Linked DNA regions of Homo sapiens: regions 1 and 2 are each linked to region 3. A link is a contact called in ENCODE Hi-C or POLR2A ChIA-PET data. All regions are on one chromosome and are shown on one strand. Each heading gives the region's core, a stretch centred on a gene start or an enhancer-like site at or near the end of the contact. The rest is flanking DNA. Distances are from core to core; before and after follow the strand shown. Region 1 holds the start of SSR1 (signal sequence receptor subunit 1). Region 2 holds the start of DSP-AS1 (DSP antisense RNA 1). Region 3 holds the start of NRN1 (neuritin 1).

Region 1 (2,870 bases), core at 316-2,815, 1.3 Mb after region 3:
AAATTTGAGCACTTTGGAATATAAAGGCCTTTCATAAATATTAAACAATTTTATTATTTTAATGTTAACCAATAACAATTTTGTCCCCATGAAGTCTAACAGTCTTCATTCAACTGGAAAAACCAAACACAAAAACCGTTTCTCACAAAAAATGTTTACAAGATATTAATTCAGTTTAGATAATGAATTCATGCTTCTTGAAAGTTTTTATAACTTGAAAATAGTTATAAATAGTTCTAAAACTAAAACTACATTTGTCAAGTTTTCTTTTAAAAAGCTTAAAGAGTACCAGCAAACGACTCCTAAAGTAAAAAATCTTGTTAAACCTGCAGATTAACTCATTAACAGTTGTTTAATTCTCCCACTTGGTTTTCTAGCCATTAAACAGAAGCCAGTCACTTCACTTTTCATCGCAAAACAACTCGTGAATACCTGTCACTACCGTTAAGACACACAGCTTGCTTAAACTTACAGAATGAAAGGGATGCTTAGTCAGACTAATTATTTCACTTTACAAATTAGAAAGTCGAAGTTCACGACAAAACCTGTGCAGGAAGTCAAGTTGCCATATTTTTATATTCTGCTAAGTTATTTTCACACTTAATTGCTGGGTTAATTGTTGAAAGAATAAATCTATGTATTAAAAACACTCGAAGTAGGCCACATTTTTTCAGCACAATACGATGTTTCCACAAACAAAAAATTGTTCCATGGAAAGACAAGAAGAGGAAGAAGGCAGAAGGGAGACATCCCACAGGGATTCTTCAGTCTGCTTGGCAGCAGGGGCGGATAACGGGGGTGACGATGGGGTAGTTTTTCTGAAATCAAGCCTCCTAGTAACACATACGGGTCAAGCAGGGCGTGAACAAGGCAGATGACCATTGAACAAGACACTCTGATGGCTTAGATGTGTAGAAAACAAGGGTTTTGGCAAATGAATGAAGACGGACTCCCGGCGTGGAAGCTAAAGACACGTCAGCCCTGAGCGCGAGGGGCTGGGGGTGGAGCGGAGCCGGAGGTGGCCAAAAGAAACAGCCCGGCTGCGGCGCGCTCGGAGCGCAGCCGTGTCCAGCGCCTCCTCCTGCAGCCGAGGACCCTCCAGTTCTGGCCGCTCCTGCAGGCGAGGGTCCAGGGCAAGAGGAGCAAGCCCAGCCCTCGGCCGGCCACGAAGCAAGGTCGCCCGGGCACGGCCCCGCGCTCCGCGTGCAAGGGGCAGGCCGCAGCGGGGTCTCCAGCGCCCGCGGGGACCCCTGCTGCTACGAGCCTAGGCTTGGGGAGAGGGCGGAGAGAGGCCAGCGGGGTGGACGCGGACCCCAGGACCCGGAGCGGCCACCGCCTCCAACTTCAAACTTGCCATCACTGGCATCTCCTTCCTGGCCATCCCCTCCGCACACTCCCCCAGCCTCACCTCTGGGGCCGCCTCGGAACAAGACAGTGGCAGGGAACACGAGTAAGAGAAGCAGCAGCAAGCGGGGGAGGAGTCTCATGGCGCTGCCGGTCCAGTGTCCAGTTTCCGTCGGCTAAGGCTCTCGGCGGCTCCGGCGGTAATGGCGTTACTCTTCATCCGGGCTCCGGGCAGCGAGGGGCGGGACACGTACCGCGCACGGGCCTTTGCCACGCCCCTCCCTGGACCAGGGACCGCCGCCGACGTGGCTGCTCAGCGCGGAGAGGTGGGGAGAGCAGGCCACCGGGAAGTCACGTGGCCGGCTGCTGCCTCTTTGTGGCTCCCGCGAGAGTCCGCCTTCCGCCGCAGTTGCGACCCGGCAGCTTGCGGTTAGCCGTTCTTTCCGCCCAGTTCTTTACTTCCAATTAATTAGCATTGTCAGTGGTTACTTTATTTGAATGACGATCCTCTTGATAACGGCGATGTAAGGAACATGAGCTGCCTTTATGTGGCACTTAAAAGCAAAAAATTTTGTTGGAAGAGAGGACATTGTTCAAAGGAAAAACCATGAAAATACACAGTGGAAAATCTTTGTCCCCTGTCTGCCCACACCCTCTCCCATGGTTAAGTAATGACAATTCTTAAATTATTATTTTTGAGACGAAGTCTTGCTCTGTCGCCCAGGCCAGAGTTCAGTGGCACCATCTCTGTTCACCGCAACCTCCGCCTCCCGGGTTCAAGCGATTCTCCCGCCTCAGCCTCCTAAGCAGCTGGGACTACAGGCGCGCACCACTACGCCCGGCTAATTTTTGTATTTTTACTGGAGACGGGGGTTTCACCATGTTGGCCAGACTAATCTCAAACTCCTGACCTCAGGTGATCCACCCGCCTGGGTCTCTCAAAGTGCTGGGATTACAGGTGTGAGCCACTGCGCCTGGCCAGCAATTCTTAAATTCGTATGTGACATTCCAGAATTATAAGTCACCTAAACAGTGTTTTGGTATGTAGTCAGCATTTGTAACTATACAATAGGTGCAGCAATGGCTGTCCAGTTTTCTTTAGTTTCCTTTTCATCTATTTTGGATTTGAGTTGCTGGAGTAATATAGCAGTTCATGAAATTAATCTGAATATTAAGTAATCTTGGTCTGGACCAGAGTGAGATGTCATAAAGATGAGGAAATAAATCATATGCTTACTATTGTCAATCACCTCCTTAGAGCTGTGCTTTTTCATTTAATTTTCTAAACCTCTCTATGAGCTGGATATTATTTACTGAGGAGAAAACAGACCCAGAGAGGTTAGTAATTTACTCAAAGCTTCAAAACGCTAGCAAACGGCAGATGCAAGATTTGAACAAGGCTATCTGGTTCCAGATTCCATACACTACTGACCTAGGACATTTGCTGTTCTACTCCTGCATTGTTTCCGCTTCAGGTCTCCTTGTCCTGGGGGCTGTAAATGCAGCTTGGACCCACTGCCACCACT
Region 2 (2,748 bases), core at 151-2,650, 1.5 Mb after region 3:
TGCCGCCCTCCGAGCCACAGCTTTCCTCCCGCTCCTGCCCCCGGCCCGTCGCCGTCTCCGCGCTCGCAGCGGCCTCGGGAGGGCCCAGGTAGCGAGCAGCGACCTCGCGAGCCTTCCGCACTCCCGCCCGGTTCCCCGGCCGTCCGCCTATCCTTGGCCCCCTCCGCTTTCTCCGCGCCGGCCCGCCTCGCTTATGCCTCGGCGCTGAGCCGCTCTCCCGATTGCCCGCCGACATGAGCTGCAACGGAGGCTCCCACCCGCGGATCAACACTCTGGGCCGCATGATCCGCGCCGAGTCTGGCCCGGACCTGCGCTACGAGGTGACCAGCGGCGGCGGGGGCACCAGCAGGATGTACTATTCTCGGCGCGGCGTGATCACCGACCAGAACTCGGACGGCTACTGGTGGGTACCTGCCCGGAGAGCGCGGGCTGCGGGGCTCGCGGGACAGGGAGGGACCGTCCTCCTCTGGACGACTGGGAGACTCGGGTCCCGAAGGTGGAAAGGTTTTTTTGCCCCAGGTCCCGAAAGAACTTCCCGGCCGCGCTGGGAGCAGGACCGGGTGTCCTGACGCGTGCGGGGACAGGTTGGCCCCTGTCCTGCGAACAGGGACTCGGTCGTACCTTTCTCCCCTCCCGCGAGCCCGGGCGGGTGGTCAGAGGGGGCGTCGGGCCCGCGCGGGGCTGTCCCCTGCCTGCTGGACACGGCTGCAGCCGCCTTTGTCCCAGCCCGCGAATGGGAGGTCAGGCGAGGTGGGGCTGCGACCACAAAACCCAACCTCTCCAACCGTAATCAAAGTAAAAGAGGAAAGGAGCGGGGCCCCGGTCCTGTCTGGTGGCCGAGTGGTGCTCGGGGCTCCGCAGTCTCTACCGGCTCACCCCCAATCCCCAGTAACCCCGAGACCACGACTGCAACGACTCCTGGACTCCTCGGCCACCCAAGGACGTTTGTATCAAGGCTGCGCGTCCCGGCGGCGCGGGGTCCTGTCCCGAGGAGGCGCTTCGGCTTCCCCTGTCCGGGAAACGAAACTTCCCCGCCGGGGCGGCTGCCGGGCCCGGGTCTCGAAGTTCGGCCGGGACGTGCCTGTTACCTTCGGTCGTCCGCGCCGCAGCCCCCGCGGGCGAGCGCACCTGGGGCCCTGCCTCTGAGCCTTTTGTTTCCTCCTTTTTAAAAACACCGGATGAAAGACCCCAGTGTGCCTTGGATCGCAGAGCGCCGGCCGCATGTCTGCTTTGATCCAGAATGTGTGGGCAGGGGAGTGGGGGGGTGGGAGAGGACGACGCTGGGGGCCCGCCCTGGCCTAGGCGCCCCGGGAAGACCCCCCGGTGAGAGGGTCAGCTTCTCCGGATCCCAGCGGAAACAGACCGAGGGCGTCATTTGGGTGGGTGGGGAAGAGATCCTGTCCCTGCTTTGACCGGGTCTCGGGAGCTGGACTCTAGATGCCCACGTGAGCCGTGCGCGTTTTGCAGCCCGCCCCACCTCCCCGCCCCCTGCTAGTTGTTCCCACGTCGGGCTTTTGGGAAAGAGGCCCTGAGCGCCGGGACGTTATTTACCAGGCGTTGTGGCCCTAGGCCTGGGAGGAGCAACCTGAATGCGCTCCAGGGAGTTTTGTTTTGCAAGCAGTTTTGAAGGCAGGGACTACTCGAGTTGCAACCTGTTTTCTGCTTAGATTCATTTATTTATTTATGGGGCATCCTGAAAATCTATTTTCGCTTTTTTTTTTTTTTTTTTTTTTGAGTTAGCAAAGAATTGTCTCAATCTTGGAGTTCTTTGTTTCCTGAACAAAATGTGTCTGGGGATTTCCAGGGAAAATGTGCCAAGCAATAGAAGGAATGAAAACTTGGGTTTTCATTACATTTGTTTTAAAATTTTGCCAGCCATTTAAATCTGAAATTTAAATTTTCTCCCGCAGTCCTCCAGGATTTGAGATGCACATCCTTTAAATGTGTGGGTTACACACAGTTTAAATCCAAGTCAGAATAGAATGCGAAGGACTCTTTAGTAGCTCTTTTTGGCGTTTTCATGAACCAAGTATTTATTTTGATTATTATTTATAACTATGCTTTTGCTAGCTTGGATTTCTTATCTTTTAAATAGACAATAATCAGTACTATTAATCGAATATTTCACTCCCTTGGCTTCTTATACCTTTTGTAGGGGAGTAAAACTTTAATAAATTAAGTGGTTAATGAACTGCATCAAGGTACATGTTTTATTAGGATTCCCCATTGAAACATTTAATTTTGGGCAGGCTCCATGTTTTTTCCTTGTGTAGTATCATCCCGTGCTCTGTTTTTCCAACTTAAAGCCTACTTACAAACTTGTCAAGTCTCACATCTCTCTGGGAAGGGGAAAGAGACCCAAGTGAAAAATTACCTGACTTTGAGGAAGGATGTTTTTTCTTCTCATTAATGTTGCTCTGCCCGGCAGCAGGGCGTCAAGCTCAGGGCTTGAGTCGGGAGGCGGTCATTCTTTCCGGGGATCCTGGCAATGGAGGTTCCTCTCGAGCCTGACCCAGCCTGCAGTGGTGCTACTGACTACAAAATAGCCCACAAATGCTGACTTCTGCGTTTTCAAATAATAGCGACCGCCTGAAGGCAGGGCATGTCGCAGTTTTTCTGGTGGCATTCTGGTTTTGTGTGGAGGGATATGTTTGGCTGTGGCGTGCACTTTGTAGAAGCAGGGTGCCCTCTGTGCCCAAGGGAGCCACTGCTCTCTGCTAAGTGAATGATGATTAAGAATTTCATAAG
Region 3 (2,700 bases), core at 91-2,590:
CTTGCCCCAAACCAATTACCTAAAGCACCCCCTCCCCCAATACTGCAAGGATTTGTCTGCAAAGAATGCCACAGCCTGAACTGATAGGAGGTAACAATTCCGTTTCAGGAGTTTCTTTTTTCCCCCGTGTTGTCCATTCTATTAATAACCTGCTTCACTTTCACTTTTAGGCCACGTTAATTAATGTTCTGACCCAGTGTCGGAGAAGGGGGTTTTCTAGTGCCCTCTTCTATATCTTTTCTTCATTCTGGATGGTAAAAATGTGAACTTTAAAAAGACCCCTGACAGCGTAACTACAACTCAACATTCCTTAACATAAAATGGGGACTAAATAATTCCTTCCATAACCAATCCCAAACAAACAAAAATAACAAACACCCGACATGACATATTCCAAACACTTCTTAACCCTTTCCTATATATAAAATGCAGACACCAATGTGTAAAGTAGCAGGCAAATGCATCTAGAAAAGTATATCTACGTAAATTTGGCTGAATTCATCCTCTTCAATGGTAAGCATGTTAAAATATGTGGTCTGAAGTTCCCTATCACTCTCGATTTGCCCACCAGCCGGGTCTGCGGTGCCCGTGCAAACGCTGCAGCTAGGATATAGGGGGGAGGAGGGGCGGGAGAATGACAAAGTTCTAAATGCAGCAGTCTGAGCCCTGGAATATCTTTGCTTTCAGCACATAAACTTTCCAGTCCTGGCTGCCTAGCCATTTTATTCCTGCATTCACATTTCGACTCTTCAAAATCATATCTTGCAGTATCGCAGGGGCCAGTACATTGCCCCAGAGCGCACCAAACCTGGTATAAACCCAGAAAGGGAAACAAAAATGGATGTGTGCTCAGGAAAAAGGGGGAAAAAAACCGTGTCCAGAAAATGTCCGGCCGCACACATTTCCTGGCGAACATTTGGAATCTATAGCTTTAGGAAAAACCGATCTGGGACGCGCTAGTCCCCAGGAACTGATGCCCCCACCCTCGGGGGATTGCCGGCTTCTCCGCACCCTGGGGCGGCCGCGGACCCGCTAGTCCCCCTCCGCGCCTCGGGCCGGGGCAGGCTGCCTCCCGCCTCCAGCCTCCAGCCGGGCTGAGCGGCCACTTACCTATTTGCACCGCGAGGATCAGTGAAATATATCTGCCGTTCAACTTAAGTCCCATCCTACGTTTAGTCAAACCATTTGCGACCGCAGACCTTTAAATAGTTAGTTTAGAGAACGCGGGGGAAAGCCAAAAAATAGGCATTGCCAACAAGTTCCGGGAGCGACAGAGACTTTATGCACTGGGAAGGCAGAGGGAGGAGAGAAAGAGAGGGAGCGAGGAAGAGACAGAAAGAGAGAGAGAGAGAGAAAGAGAGAGAGAGAGAGAGGCTGAGGGGGGGGGGAGAGCTGGGAATGGTTCACTCCATTAGAAGGGGGCGGAGGAAGTACAGCCTCACGCCCACGAGCAGGCCTGACGTGGGGGATGACACGGAATGATTTTTTTTTTAATATAGACACCTTGGTAGAGAATCGCCATTTATAGTCATCAGAAGCTGGAATTAATCAGATATCTCCAATTAATGTGCGATCTGAACGAAATTTTGCCTCCCGGGGGTGAGCACTTTCCTATTCTAGCGGTCACCCCTGCCTCTTCCTCGTTCCGGGGGCCCCCCAGCCCCGCCGCCTCCCTGCGCAGAACAGGGGCTCCCCCTCCCTTCCCCGCCAGGAGCTGGGGAGTCCTGGCGCGCCCACTCGATTGTTTCAACCTGCTCCCCCTCCTCCATCAGCACCACAGAGAATCCAGCCCGCTCTCTACGATGCAGGGGGGTTTAAAGGAGCGGGAGAGGGAAAAACAGCTAAGCTAGCTCGATTAATTCGAAAGCGCTCCTCGGCCGCCCGCCCCCTGCGCTTGCCTACCCTCTTTTTCTCCAACCCAGCAGCTGAGCTCTGGGCGCAGCCTGGAGCGCGTGAGCACGCAGCCCGGCCCCCCGCACGAGCACACACACACACACACACACACACACACACAAACGCGCGCGCGCACGCCCGCCAGCCGCGCCGAGCGCCCCCATGCCCGCCCGCACACAAGGCACGCGAGCGCGCGCACACGCCCAGGCCCCGGGGGTTTGGTTTGCACACGTGGGGCCCCAGAAATAAACACCGAATGTCCTCTGAATTTTACCCACCTGCGATGCCCCAGCGGGCCAAAGGCCGCTTCAAGGGACACAGCGACACCTGTTTTAGGGGGCGAGTAGGGCACCGGGGAAGGAGCCTCTGATAAGACAGTTTTCGGATACTAGTGATTTACCAACCAACTCTCAGCGCTTTAGGAAATTTCCAAGGCAAGCGCTGGTGTGCGGACTTCTTTCTAATCTTGATGCGCCTCTTGGGCTTATTTGTTGGGCTACACACACACGTACCCACACGCACACACGTACATCACGTACGCACACGCACACCCGGACCCACACACACCTGCACTGTCTTTTGATGCTCAGGCACAGACCCTGTGTAGGTGTAGCCTACCCTGCAACAAAATACTTCTGCAGCTGGCTTTGTGCTAGGTGCAAGCTGCTATCGACGACAGCTTGAGTCAAAACCGAAAAACTAACAGGGCTATTTCCTTTCTAAACGCCTTTAAGCTCTGGTTTTCTTCCTTTCTTCTGCACCAAACAGAAAAAAAAAAAGTCTAAATTGTAGCGTCTTTAATAAAAT

What was found. Hi-C counts contacts between places; a loop is a spot of excess contacts on that map. ChIA-PET counts read pairs that join two places held with the same protein, here RNA polymerase II (POLR2A). Pooled maps may share reads with other maps.
Region 1: a map of endothelial cell of umbilical vein shows a loop between it and region 3 (8-fold over the local background). The contact joins the promoter of SSR1 here to the promoter of NRN1 in region 3. A Hi-C loop is called at or near these places in 1 of 168 maps with a recorded cell type or tissue (endothelial cell of umbilical vein) and 7 of 50 pooled maps. POLR2A ChIA-PET finds 5 or more read pairs at or near these places in 1 of 52 experiments (K562).
Region 2: a loop to region 3 is called in a map of naive thymus-derived CD4-positive, alpha-beta T cell, with 6 times the contacts of the local background. The contact joins the promoter of DSP-AS1 here to the promoter of NRN1 in region 3. A Hi-C loop is called at or near these places in 1 of 168 maps with a recorded cell type or tissue (naive thymus-derived CD4-positive, alpha-beta T cell), 3 of 37 single-sample maps with no recorded cell type and 6 of 50 pooled maps. POLR2A ChIA-PET finds 5 or more read pairs at or near these places in 1 of 52 experiments (activated naive CD4-positive, alpha-beta T cell).

What each region holds. Positions count from the first base shown.
Region 1 is chr6:7,311,634-7,314,503 of GRCh38, forward strand. SSR1 (signal sequence receptor subunit 1) reads right to left here and starts at 1,566. Exons shown (of 8, transcript NM_003144.5): 1 at 1,409-1,566. The coding sequence starts at 1,487. RefSeq lists enhancers at 730-1,598, 1,599-2,465, 1,802-1,871, 1,882-1,941 and silencers at 1,022-1,071, 1,202-1,311.
Region 2 is chr6:7,541,683-7,544,430 of GRCh38, forward strand. It overlaps DSP-AS1 (DSP antisense RNA 1), which reads right to left and starts at 1,401. Exons shown (of 2, transcript NR_183331.1): 1 at 1,364-1,401. DSP (desmoplakin) reads left to right here. Exons shown (of 24, transcript NM_004415.4): 1 at 1-403. The coding sequence starts at 234.
Region 3 is chr6:6,005,585-6,008,284 of GRCh38, forward strand. NRN1 (neuritin 1) reads right to left here and starts at 1,341. Exons shown (of 3, transcript NM_016588.3): 1 at 1,111-1,341. The coding sequence starts at 1,165.